Linked DNA regions of Homo sapiens: regions 2 and 3 are each linked to region 1. A link is a contact called in ENCODE Hi-C or POLR2A ChIA-PET data. All regions are on one chromosome and are shown on one strand. Each heading gives the region's core, a stretch centred on a gene start or an enhancer-like site at or near the end of the contact. The rest is flanking DNA. Distances are from core to core; before and after follow the strand shown. Region 1 has its middle 67 kb from the start of LINC00954. Region 2 overlaps LOC124905977. Region 3 overlaps WDR35 (WD repeat domain 35).

Evidence for each region. A loop is a pair of places that touch in the nucleus more often than their neighbours do. ChIA-PET counts read pairs that join two places held with the same protein, here RNA polymerase II (POLR2A). Pooled maps may share reads with other maps.
Region 2: a map of IMR-90 shows a loop between it and region 1 (15-fold over the local background). The contact joins two enhancer-like sites. A Hi-C loop is called at or near these places in 1 of 168 maps with a recorded cell type or tissue (IMR-90) and 4 of 50 pooled maps. POLR2A ChIA-PET finds 5 or more read pairs at or near these places in 1 of 52 experiments (T-cell).
Region 3: a map of PC-9 shows a loop between it and region 1 (2.4-fold over the local background). The contact joins two enhancer-like sites. A Hi-C loop is called at or near these places in 1 of 168 maps with a recorded cell type or tissue (PC-9). POLR2A ChIA-PET finds 5 or more read pairs at or near these places in 2 of 52 experiments (PC-9 and activated T-cell).

Annotation. Positions count from the first base shown.
Region 1 is chr2:19,799,919-19,803,647 of GRCh38, reverse strand. No RefSeq gene overlaps it. Among named protein-coding and RNA genes, the nearest start is that of LINC00954, 67 kb to the left of the region's middle. Within about 2 kb of position 2,132, at least 5 of the 41 ENCODE cell types and tissues checked have a DNase peak (open chromatin) inside an H3K27ac peak, as active enhancers do.
Region 2 is chr2:19,646,995-19,650,723 of GRCh38, reverse strand. The region is part of intron 2 of LOC124905977; the gene reads left to right. Among named protein-coding and RNA genes, the nearest start is that of LINC01808, 180 kb to the right of the region's middle. Within about 2 kb of position 1,968, at least 4 of the 41 ENCODE cell types and tissues checked have a DNase peak (open chromatin) inside an H3K27ac peak, as active enhancers do.
Region 3 is chr2:19,931,620-19,935,348 of GRCh38, reverse strand. It overlaps WDR35 (WD repeat domain 35), which reads left to right. Exons shown (of 27, transcript NM_020779.4): 22 at 1,838-1,948; 23 at 2,902-3,066. Among named protein-coding and RNA genes, the nearest start is that of TTC32, 32 kb to the right of the region's middle. RefSeq lists an enhancer at 1,822-1,871. Within about 2 kb of position 1,933, at least 6 of the 41 ENCODE cell types and tissues checked have a DNase peak (open chromatin) inside an H3K27ac peak, as active enhancers do.

The sequences.
Region 1 (3,729 bases), core at 883-3,382:
TCACATGCTGAGCTCCTTGCCACCCTTCAGACATCATCTTGGATGCCACTCCTCTGTGAAGCCTTCCTTGTACCTCCAGGCAGTGTGAGAGTCGCTTTTGTGTTCTTATTGCTCCTGTTACATTGCATTCATTTATCTGTGAGCTTCTTGAGGGTAGGAATTGGGTCTTGGTCTTTTTCTTATCTCTTCCGTTAAGAATAAATCTGTACAGACTGAAAGCAAGTCAATTTTAATGGAGACTGGGAAGATAATGGATCTCAATAAAAATTTTATTCTTAAATCCAACAAACATGCTTTATGCAGAATGTTGCTTTGAGTCTGATGTTACCTGGCAAGTATTCCAAGTGTGAGTGGGTACCTCGTGGATCCTGGGAAGGCTGTGAGGCCAAGGCCTCTCTCTTTACTTAAGGAATTTACTGCCAGGGAATTGAAGCTGTGGCTGACAGAAGTGCCGGTGCTTCTGAATTGTAGCCGACAGTTTAAATGCACAGCAAATGCACTAAGAACAGCATCTAAAATTTCCTGATTTTGAGGATGATAAAAGCCAAAGAAAAGCCATCAAAATAGCCTTGGCTTACCCCACACTTCCTTTACTCAAGGCGACGCCTTTGCACTAAACCACTCTGAATGAGCTGGGGACCTGGCAGGAACAGACGGAAGTAACCGTGGAGAGTTTAATGGAGGGGGGGGGCCTATTTTCAAAGTGTGAGAAGAGCAAGGGCCATGAGCAAGGGATGGTGAAGCCCTCTGGGGGCGGTGGGTGGTAGGGGCGGACAGTTGCAGCCACCGTACCTGTACTTGCAGCTGTGGGGCTCAGGAGAGGCTGCCTGAGAGGAGCTGGGCAAGTAGCCTGGTCTTATTCACCTCCTGCCCTCTGCTATAGTGCCAGTACCTTCCACTGGCCAGACCCAGCTGGAGGACAAAGGGCAAGGAAGCCCATTCTTCCAGCCCCAGGTTGGCCTCCAGGCCAGAGAACAGTGGAGGGTGGGTCCAAGGGGTAAACAAAGCATCCAGCATGAGCTCTCTGTACATGGGCAGTGCCCACCTGGCCATCTGCCCATCAGCATGCCATCTGCAATGAGCAGACTTACTCCCAAGCACCACCTGTGCCCTACAGGGGCCTTCGGTACAGGGTTTGCTTTTATGGGTCCATGTAGGGCTTTGAGGATGGGCTGTTGTATAGTCTGGTAGAGGTTAGTAACTTCCCAGGAGGACACATTGCTTGACTGGCTGGGTAGCACCCATAGGAACTGTGATTTTTTACTCTTTGCCTTTTCCGGGAGATGCAGCCAGGGAGCTTTAGCCTCAGGAGTCAGGAGGGGCAGGGATGGTAGGAGCAGACAGCTTGGCCAGAGATGGAGGCCAAGGGATTCTCTTCGTAGAAACTCTTTGGCATGCTCAGTAACCTCCAGGAATGTACGAATTGCAGGAGAATGACCTGCTCTCAGCCTGGATGTGTGGGGGCTGAGAGGAAAGAAGCTGCATGGTTTAGTTAAGGCATAGAAGTTTTGGGATTAGATAGACATGAGCTTAAATCTTGGCTCCAATGTTTAACTTTGTACAAGTTGCTTAACCTTTCTGAGCCTCAGTTTCCACAGCTTTAAAACAGGGATGACAATTCTGACTCTGCAGGCTTATGGTAGGGCCTAGAGAAATACATGCACAATGACTATTCAGTGCCTGACATGTGGATTTCTATTAAATATTAAACACTCATTCAAGCAAAGCTGACTACCTAATCTTGTGCCTACTTTGATCAACGATCTCTGAAACATCCTTGCTTTTGGCGTCCCCTAGGTGAACGACCTCGGGAGAAACTAAGGCAGCTCAGGAGTTATAACAATGTTTAGGCCCAAAAATGGACTTGTTTTTAACTTTCCCACAAGGCACACTTACTAGAAAAAGTTGCGGAAAATTCGATGCTTGGTTTACAGTCCCAAGAACATGAAAAAGCTCTTCTGCCAGTTAAAAAAAAAAGATGGATGTTGTTTCTTGGAGAAGGAATGTCGTACAGTGGCTCAGGAGGAGACGGTGAGTCAGACGTGCTGAGAGCCGGGCCAGGCTGTCCCCTTGGTCTGGCCTCTGTGAGTCAGCACTGCCCACGAGACCCAGCGGGCAGCATGCCCAGAGGGCTGCAGAGCCAGGTGTGGTCCCTGGCGCGTGCAACAGCAGCTGGATGGTCCTATCACCCTCTCCTAGGACATCAGAGAATGTGTTCCTATGTCAGTATTGTCAGCTGTGGCCAACTTGGGCAGTTGCCGATAGGATCATGCCCCTCCTTTCTTTTTTTCTATATAGGGTCCTATTTCTAGATCAAACTCTCAACTTTCCTGTCCTACTTTAACTGCACATTCCTACAGCCAGCCCAGAAGTTTTTCTCCCACTTTTTGTCTTTGGGGACCTGTTGGTGGTGGCATTTGGTCTAGCAGAGGTCGGGCGGAAGAGAATGTTCTATTTTGGGGGCTTGAATGGTGAACAGTGAATGTACCTGCAGGAGAGCCTTCCAGCTGCCCCAAGGGTTCCAGACTGTAGAAAATCAGAATGCAGAAAGCCAGACATTGAAGTGATGAGAGGGAGAATGCCATGATGGTTGACAAGATGTCTGGGAAGGCTTCACAGGGGAGCGTCTTCCCAAGTAGGCTGTGGGAGGTGGACGCAGCAGGGAGGGCAGGCTATTAGGGGATCTGGTTCCAGGCCAGACTTAATGGCTGTGTGGCTTGAATATGGAGGTTGACCTCTCTGACCCTGGTGCTCCTCATCTGCAAAACGGGGTCAATAGTTCTTACCTCGCAAGGTTTTGCGAGCATCACCTTCAATAAAATAGTTTATGTAAAAGTACATTGTGATCTACAAATTTAAAAAATAAATGTTGGATGTTACTACTACCAGATAAGAAAGAAAAGATCAGAGAATAAGTGGCTTGCCAGAGGTCACATGGCTGGTATAGTGACAGCCAGGACCCAAACAGAAGTCTCTCCTTTCCTTTGTTCTGTGTTGTTTCAGTTTTTTTCCATCTGCGTGGAAGTCACTCACAGAATGTTTTAATTAGCTGGTGGCTTGGCTCAGGGTGTGGGTCTTTGTGGGTTAACTGGGTATGTTAGCCTCTCTGGCATGCAGCTTCTAGAAGTGGGCAGGTGTTAGCATGGCCTTCGAGAGGCCTGTCATGGGCAGGGGGTGCTGTGGCTCTGGGAAGAACTGTACTCCAGAGGTAGATTTCAGCTGCGAGTGCTGACTTGCCCCTTTCCAGCACCCCGCAGCTGGGATCTCCTGGTGGAGCTGGGATCTGGGGTTGGCCATGTCTGCCTAAGGGCAGGTTTGGAATCTGTTTCATGAAAACTCCCAGCATGGAGTGGTGGTCCTGATGGCAGCGGCAGGCTCATCCATTTGCATAGCATCAAATGGAAATGTCTAGATGAGCTGCCAGGAACCCTGGGGGCTGGTTGTCCCCTGGAGGCATGCTGCTGGATGGGCAGAAGGTTCATAGAGTGTGCTCCTGCCTGGTTCATTGCAGTCCTCCGAGTCAGGTGAGAGCACTTATATTTCCATAAGTACTGGAGGTAAACAACCTGGGACAGGGACTGGGGTTTGGGGAGGAGCAAGCCACCAGGCTTTCTCTAGGCCTGAGTGAGGCAGTGTGCCTTTTTCCCAGGATAGAGACAAGCTTCTGTCCTCGGACAATGCACAACCTCCTTTATACCAAAGGCTATTCCCTGGTCTTGCCTCCAGGCT
Region 2 (3,729 bases), core at 719-3,218, 150 kb after region 1:
GCCACCAAGAACATGAACACTTACAAAGAGCTGAGACTTAAGCCAAGGAATAAGAAATAATTCACCATCTTCCACTCCATCCACCTTTCACACTCCACATGTGGAATATTTTATAGCTATCACAGCTCATTTGCATTCTTCTTGTTTTGAGCCTTCCAACAGGCCTCAGAGGTGGGTGAGGAGGGAATTTGTCACATTTCATTGGTGAGAAAAGGTAGTCATCAGTAGCTGGAAACTTGTGTACAGCGAGTTACAGCAGTGGTGGAGCTGTGGCTCCTGGCCTGAGCTTAGTGATCGCCCCGCCATTCCAGGCTGACGTTGGTTTTTCTGACCACCTCAGCCCTGGAGGGAGATCTTCTAAGACTCTCTAACAATGTGAGTTCCATATTCAACCATTATTTAATCTCTTCTCGTTCTTCCATTTTTCGTCTCCCCTCTCTTTCTTTTCTCTCCTGTTTCCCTTCTCCATCCCTCCTCCCCACTTCCCCAGTTCCCCATCTCCTCATCCTCCTCGGCCACTGCTTCTTTAGCATTTACAGGCCCGTGCTTTCACTGGATGGATCTCCCCCCAGAGCAGTAGCTTCACATATGAAGTACGTACAAAAATGTTTTCTAGTCCTTCTTCATTATTTGGTCTTCTGTGTTTCTTTATCCCGTTCCAGGATGAGTCAAATGTTCTTACCAGCATGTATTGCAGAATCACCGAGCCTGGAATTGGAAAGCACTTGCCCTCCCTATCTGTAAGGAACTTCCTGGGCTTGCTCACCATCACCACAAATTGTTGATGTAACACTCATTCTCGGCAGATACTGAGTACTAAATATGCTAACTGGTTTCAGCTGACCTTTGCTCTAGATTCAAAAGAAAGGAATGGTGACCCATTTTTCCCACATGGAAGTAAATAGCTGAGTGTATTTTATGCCCAGGTGTTTGCCATATAGCTTGATAGAAAACCATGTCCTGGAAAACTATAAGCCAATCTAACTTATAGAAATAAACGGAGTGAGAATCATTATTTTTTATTGGTACCACTTAATGTAAAGAAAATGCACATTTTCCAAAAATATGGAAAAAACATTGCGTTTGCCTTATTGGGTCCAAATGTTAGGTTTAAATTATTTTACTATGCAAAGTTTCTTTCATATCTTGGCAGTAGTGATTTCCATTTTTATTCCTTTGGTATCCATAATCTTATGAGAATCAAAAACATATGCTTTGAGATCACTGGATAGCTCCTCCTCCAACATGTAAAAAAATGCATGGGGAAGGTTATTGCTCTGGTAGCAAAAATACCAGGAACGCTATGGGAGAAAATTATGAGGACATCTAGGCTGGATGGGAAAGAGGTTCAAAGGTGCATTCTGGTTTTCATGCTTTTGATTTGCAAGTCATTAGACTGGAAGAGCCTCTGCCTCCTGCTGACTGCCACTAGGAATGAAATTTTTTCTTGCCTATTAGGGGATGCTTATTCAATGACTCCAGGTTTGTAGTATGTGAGGAGAATGAGAGGACTGGATTCTCCAGTGCTTCTTGAGATGGGGCACTTGTTGTCTGGAGGACTGGGCTAAAAGTAGATGGACTTCTGGCATTCCTTTGTCTGCAGGAGGAGGGGGCATTTGGCAGAGTAGGAGATGTATCATGGGGGTTTCAATCTCAGGAATTTTAGGCTCACAGAGATCAGGATAAGTCAATAAAAAGATTGAGTGCTTTACGTTCTTGCCTGAAAAAGTAATTATTAGAGAACAAATTTTGAGAACAGTCAGATATTAAGGGAAGGGAAGGTGAGAAGGTATGTGGAGAAGAAGAGAAAGGGCAGATGGAGGCTCAGCATCCCCCAGGGGTAGGATGTCAAGGGTTCGTGTTGGCCTTGCCCATGCACTGGGCTGTAGTCCAGCTGTTATGTCAGCAGGTTACACAGTGCTTCAGGGATCCTCACTCAGCCAGCCTCATTTTGCAATGTTTTAAATCCTTTTACTGGGAAGTGATGATTCAGTGCAATGTCATAGGGATCCCAGTGTAGGGTGGGAGCAAACTGACATGGTGCTACATTTCAGACCCTAGGTGTACCCAGAGAGATAAAAGATATGATTCTAATGCTATCAGTTTGAGTTTTGTCTGCCTCCAGAACAGAATGTACCATCTGTAGAGGTGACTGGACTTAGACTCAGAGCTGGGCAAACTTTAAGGCCTCTATACAACAAGCATGGTGGTCGAACACCTGTAAAGAAGTGGCTTCGGTCGGGCGCGGTGGCTCACGCCTGTAATCCCAGCACTTTGGGAGGCCGAAGCAGGCGGATCACAAGGTCAGGAGATCGACACTGTCCTGGCTAATGTGGTGAAACCCCGTCTCTACTAAAAATATAAAAAATTAGCCGGGCATGGTGGCAGGCACCTGTAATCCCAGCTACTTGGGAGGCTGAGGCAGGACAATCGCTTGAACTCAGGAGGTGGAGGTTGCAGTGAGCTGAGATTGCACCACTGCACTCCAGCCTGGGTGACAGAGCGAGACCAGGTCTCAAAAAAAAAAAAAAGAAGTGGCTTCATAGGCCTCACCTGTTGTTGGGGATGTAACTCGGAGGACTGAGCTGGCTCACAATTTTGCTTATTCCTTGTTCCAGGAGTAGCCCACGAGAGCCCTAAAAGCATTGGATTCAGAGCAAAGGGCTCAACTAGAGTTTTTGGATCCCATTGATTTTAGTGGGTTCATAAACTCTATTTGTGGAATATTATACACAGATCTGTGTATTCCGGAGATACAGAACTTTCATAAAATGCCATACACATTTTTGACTCCAAAAAAAAAAAAAGGCTAAAAATCTCTAAAATGGGGAATTCTCTACTTTTGGTGAAAATGGAGTAGTGATTACTATTAGTTAGAATCTTGTTTTTCTCAGAAGCCAGGGCTGGAGATGTTCCTCCAACTGTGCCTGCTTTTCCCATTCTGTCTTTCTCTCATCCCCCACTGCAGAGTTGGTGGCACCGGGACCTGAAGTCTTCTATCTCTTTTCCTTCATGTGCTACTCTCACTTCCCTAGCCAGGATGTGGGGTTGGTAAAAACAGGTCCCTTCTACCTGACGCTTGTAACTCGAGGCCCAGCCCTGAAGATCTGAGTTCTGGAGACTAGAGTTTCATGGCGATTGTTAAGGTGATTGTTGCAGGATTTTCAATGCCCTTCAAATCTGCTGCTCCTTCTCTTTCTGATTCAAACCCAGGGACTGTCCAGTGCAATGGCTCCAGACAATAGGAGCCTGTGATTTTGTTTCTCCAGTGATATTTGCTGATAGTTTCTGTGGTCTGCAGGTCTCTTTTGATGGGTAAGTGAGCTTACTTTTCAGTATGATATGGAACCCAAATCAGGCATTTAAGACTACATCTGATATATGGCTGACCTGTCCAGCCTAAGGTCTCTCCTCCCCTGTCTCAATTTCCCTCCAGGCCAAGCCTCTAATGTTTCCCAAAACACCCAGGACCACATCATTCCCTTGCCTCCTTTGTACCTGCTGTTTGTCTTGTCTGGGCTGTGGCCTTGCTCTGTGTACACAGCCAGATGCCCCACATTTTCTCTGTCCTTGAGTTTATGATTAGTGAACAAGTATCTTAATCCACAGGCCATTCTTGCCCGTATTTCTGCAACTCATATGCTACATTTGATCCTCAGCAAAGTTATCTTGGAATGACCTTTCTCCCCTAGTCCTTTTGGAAAACTCACTCTTCTTTCAAATTCAACA
Region 3 (3,729 bases), core at 684-3,183, 130 kb before region 1:
ACATGGAATGATGCTTTTAATTATAAAGTAATATATAAATAATATAGAATGCTTGAAAATGGAGGAGGAAAAGTCAGTCACATTCTTACTACTTTAATATGATCACAGTCTTGTGTAGTCTGTTAAGATTTATAAAGTTACTTTTTAAATGTTAGCTGAATACATGAAATATTTACAGATGAAATGATATGTTGCTAGGGATTTGCTTCAAAATAATCTGAAATTGTTTGAAATTTGCTATAACTTAAGTTTAAAAAGATAGCTCAACTTTTATTATGTTATATTAACAATAAAGTATTTCAAGTTAAAAGAGAAATGGAAAGAGTTCTCTTGCTTTCAAATGTTCTTTTAGAGCCTCTTAATTAATTGTTGAATACTGTAAATAAGTTTGTATTTTATGTGTTTAATATGTGAATCACTGAGCCGTACAATACTTGTAGAGCTAGCAGCTCTCAACTGCAGAGTCTGGATGTATATCAGTTGTGAGTTCTGCTTCAAAAATTTTGCCTATTAGTTAATAGATAAGTATAGAATTACGGTAATTCAGTTTTCCCTATTGTGAATTTGAGCGGCTATCTCTGTAATAATGGTATTTTCACTCACCCTTATTTTCAATCCTATGGGTTTTCTTGAGTAGGAAAGAAACTGAAATTACTTAGAACCCTGGGTATAGGGAAGAGTGTATACTCCGTTAGTGTTGTCTGTTAGATGTGTCTGATGATGCCGATAAACATTTTGCTGTAGGGTATCCAGAATAGTAATATTCCTGAGTAAATGCTAAGTAATTATAACTATAATGATAATTAAATAACTAAAATAGTAAAAATTTTAGTATTATAAATTTTAAATAGAGTTATAGAAGAATTTTTAATAATATGGGAAGGTGTACATAATATTTAAGTAGGAAATACAGGATACAAAATTGTGTATTGTGTGATTGTGTACAACACAAACATATACATATATATTCAAAGGACAAAGATGTTAAGAAATTGCACCAGAGTATTGAGAGAGGTTTCTTATGAATGATAAGATTATGAGTAATTTCACTTTTTCATGTTTTGTAATTTTTTTTACAGATAGAATGTATTCCCTTATAATCAGAAAAATATAAGCATTGTTTTAAAAGTTGGATATAAAATATACTTTCATACTTCCAAACATATTGTAGAAGGGTTGGGGAGGGAAAACCTCTGGCTAATTAGATATTCTGAAAGAAAAAAAATGATGTTCTGAAAATGGCCAGTGCAGCTGAACAAGTAGGATTTTTTTTTGTGGTGGTGGTGGTGGTGGTGGTGGTGGTGGTGGTGGTGGTGGTGGTGGTTCTTCCTCGCTGCCACCACTTTCCAAGAGAGCTCTGTTTTGGGTCTAGCTTCCTGAACTGATTAATGGCAGACTTCTCTAGGACATTTCTTTATAGAGGTATTTGAGGGCTCTGTGAATGTGAGATTTCCCTTAAGTCTCTAGTTAATAATTAGCACTGAGTATACCACCAATTGATATAAAGGCTTTTTTCACCCACTGGTGGGGGATTTGTTTTGGAGCTTGACATTTCTGTATACTAGCTACTGAACTGAGATAAGAAAGGAGTGCAGTGTCTTCAGGGCCTCGTTAAAAATCAGATCCACAGCCTGAGCCAGTGAAGCTCTGGATTTATAGAAGTGATGCCTTAGCATCCATTCTCATTTGTACCCTCTGCCCTTGCGTCTGTTTACAAGAAAAATCTGTAACTACCAGTAAATTTAATACTCATACGTCCCTACGGAGTTTTGTTAAATTAAAATATAAGTAATTTCCTTGGTCTGTGAAATCTGATAGTATTGTTTTGTTTGTACAGGAAATAGCACAAATGTTTGTCAGAGTTGGAATGTGTGAACAAGCAGTGACTGCATTTTTGAAATGTAGTCAACCAAAGGCAGCAGTAGATACCTGCGTACATCTCAACCAAGTAGGAACTGAAACTTTCTGTCTGTGCAGCTTATTGTCTTAGGAATTTTTAAGTCAAAGCAAGGTTAAAGTCACCCTAGTGATCTTTTAAAGATTATTGCCAATGTAAGGGTTGGAGAGCCTGACGTGAATTTTATGAAAGGAGCCAGGCGGGTATTCTCTTAATTGAGGATGAAGAAAGTTGCACTTACCTCTTAAAGTGCTACCATGAGGGGTGACCCACTTATAACCAGCTCAGTATGGGAGCATGAACAAACCTTGTGCTTTTAGTCTGGCAAGTTTTTGTCTGGAAGTAATTTCATAATTTTCTGCATTTTGTTAGGGTTGGGTTTTGTTTCCAAAGAAGGACCAGTTAATGGTTGGTCATTGCCTGAGGAAGGAATTGAGTTACTTTATCAATATTTATTTTGGCAAATCTGTTTTCCTTTTCCTTTATAGAAAACATACATTTGATATTTTTAAGAGCTGAAATTAAACTAAAAGTACAGCGTTATTATAGAAACTATTGACTATTAATGTATTCTTTTAATATTTTTCTTATTTTTTAAAACCCCTTTTGCTTTATAAAAATAATTTTTAAATGTCAAATCTGATAGGACATTTTCACAACTGAAATTGCATATTTTGTTTTACTATAACATATAAACAAGTGTATCTTTCTTGCTTGAAGTTTTGTAAGATTAGAATTACAAGATTAATATGATTATAAACTTTGAAACTTTCATTTTCACATGTATTTCTTAAGCAAATCAGAGTCTTAGAGATCATTTAATCATTTTGACTTATGCTTATAGGACTTATGTTGCTGTGATTTTAAATGCTATTTTTAAAACATACCAGTTTTTAATTTTGAAATAGTGTTTTTACTATAAACTTAAAGCTTTCTTGTGTGAATTTTATGATATATGTGACTGTAAATACTTGGGTGACTGAATGGTGTAATTTTTCTCCTAGTGGAACAAAGCTGTTGAATTGGCTAAAAATCATAGTATGAAAGAAATTGGATCTCTGTTAGCTAGGTATGCATCTCATTTACTGGAAAAGAATAAAACTCTTGATGCCATAGAACTCTATCGGAAAGCCAATTACTTTTTTGATGCAGCTAAACTGATGTTTAAGGTAATGTAAAAATCTTGGTGAATAGTTGATTTGTTCCAGTCACAATATTTTAATATATGAAAGAGCATATTCTCCATTTTCTTTGGAAACAAATATTTATTACAGCAAAACCACTCTGGTTTTATTGCTTCTGTATACATTATTTTAGTATTATTGCCTTTTACCAACAAAGATGTTTATTAATATTAGCAACTTACTAATACCTAAACAATTGTATGTTGAATACTGGAGTTAACAAAGAGTTAAAGAAATTACTGAGACTGCAAAGTACAAATTTCTACAACAGGGAATTAAATTTTGTTGATAATAGAGTTTTAAGTTCTTTTAAATGTACAAGTTTTAAATATTACGCTTTACATAATATTTATTTGGAGGGAAGATAATTAGTACAGTATTAATGTATACACATTTTACCTTCTATTCTATTCCCATTTGATTTAATGAAAAAGGAAAAATATCTCTTAAAATCATTTAAATAAGTTTCAGCTTCTGAAGGATGCACCATGTTAACACTATCATATCTTTGTGTACTTGGAACATTATTTTAAAAATCTCTGTATTATGGAAAATACCAGCATTTCATCAATACTTTCTTTATTCTGATTTAGTTATCTAACAGCACCTCTCATTTTCTAAGAGTGATCTGAATTCCAACTCCTAGGG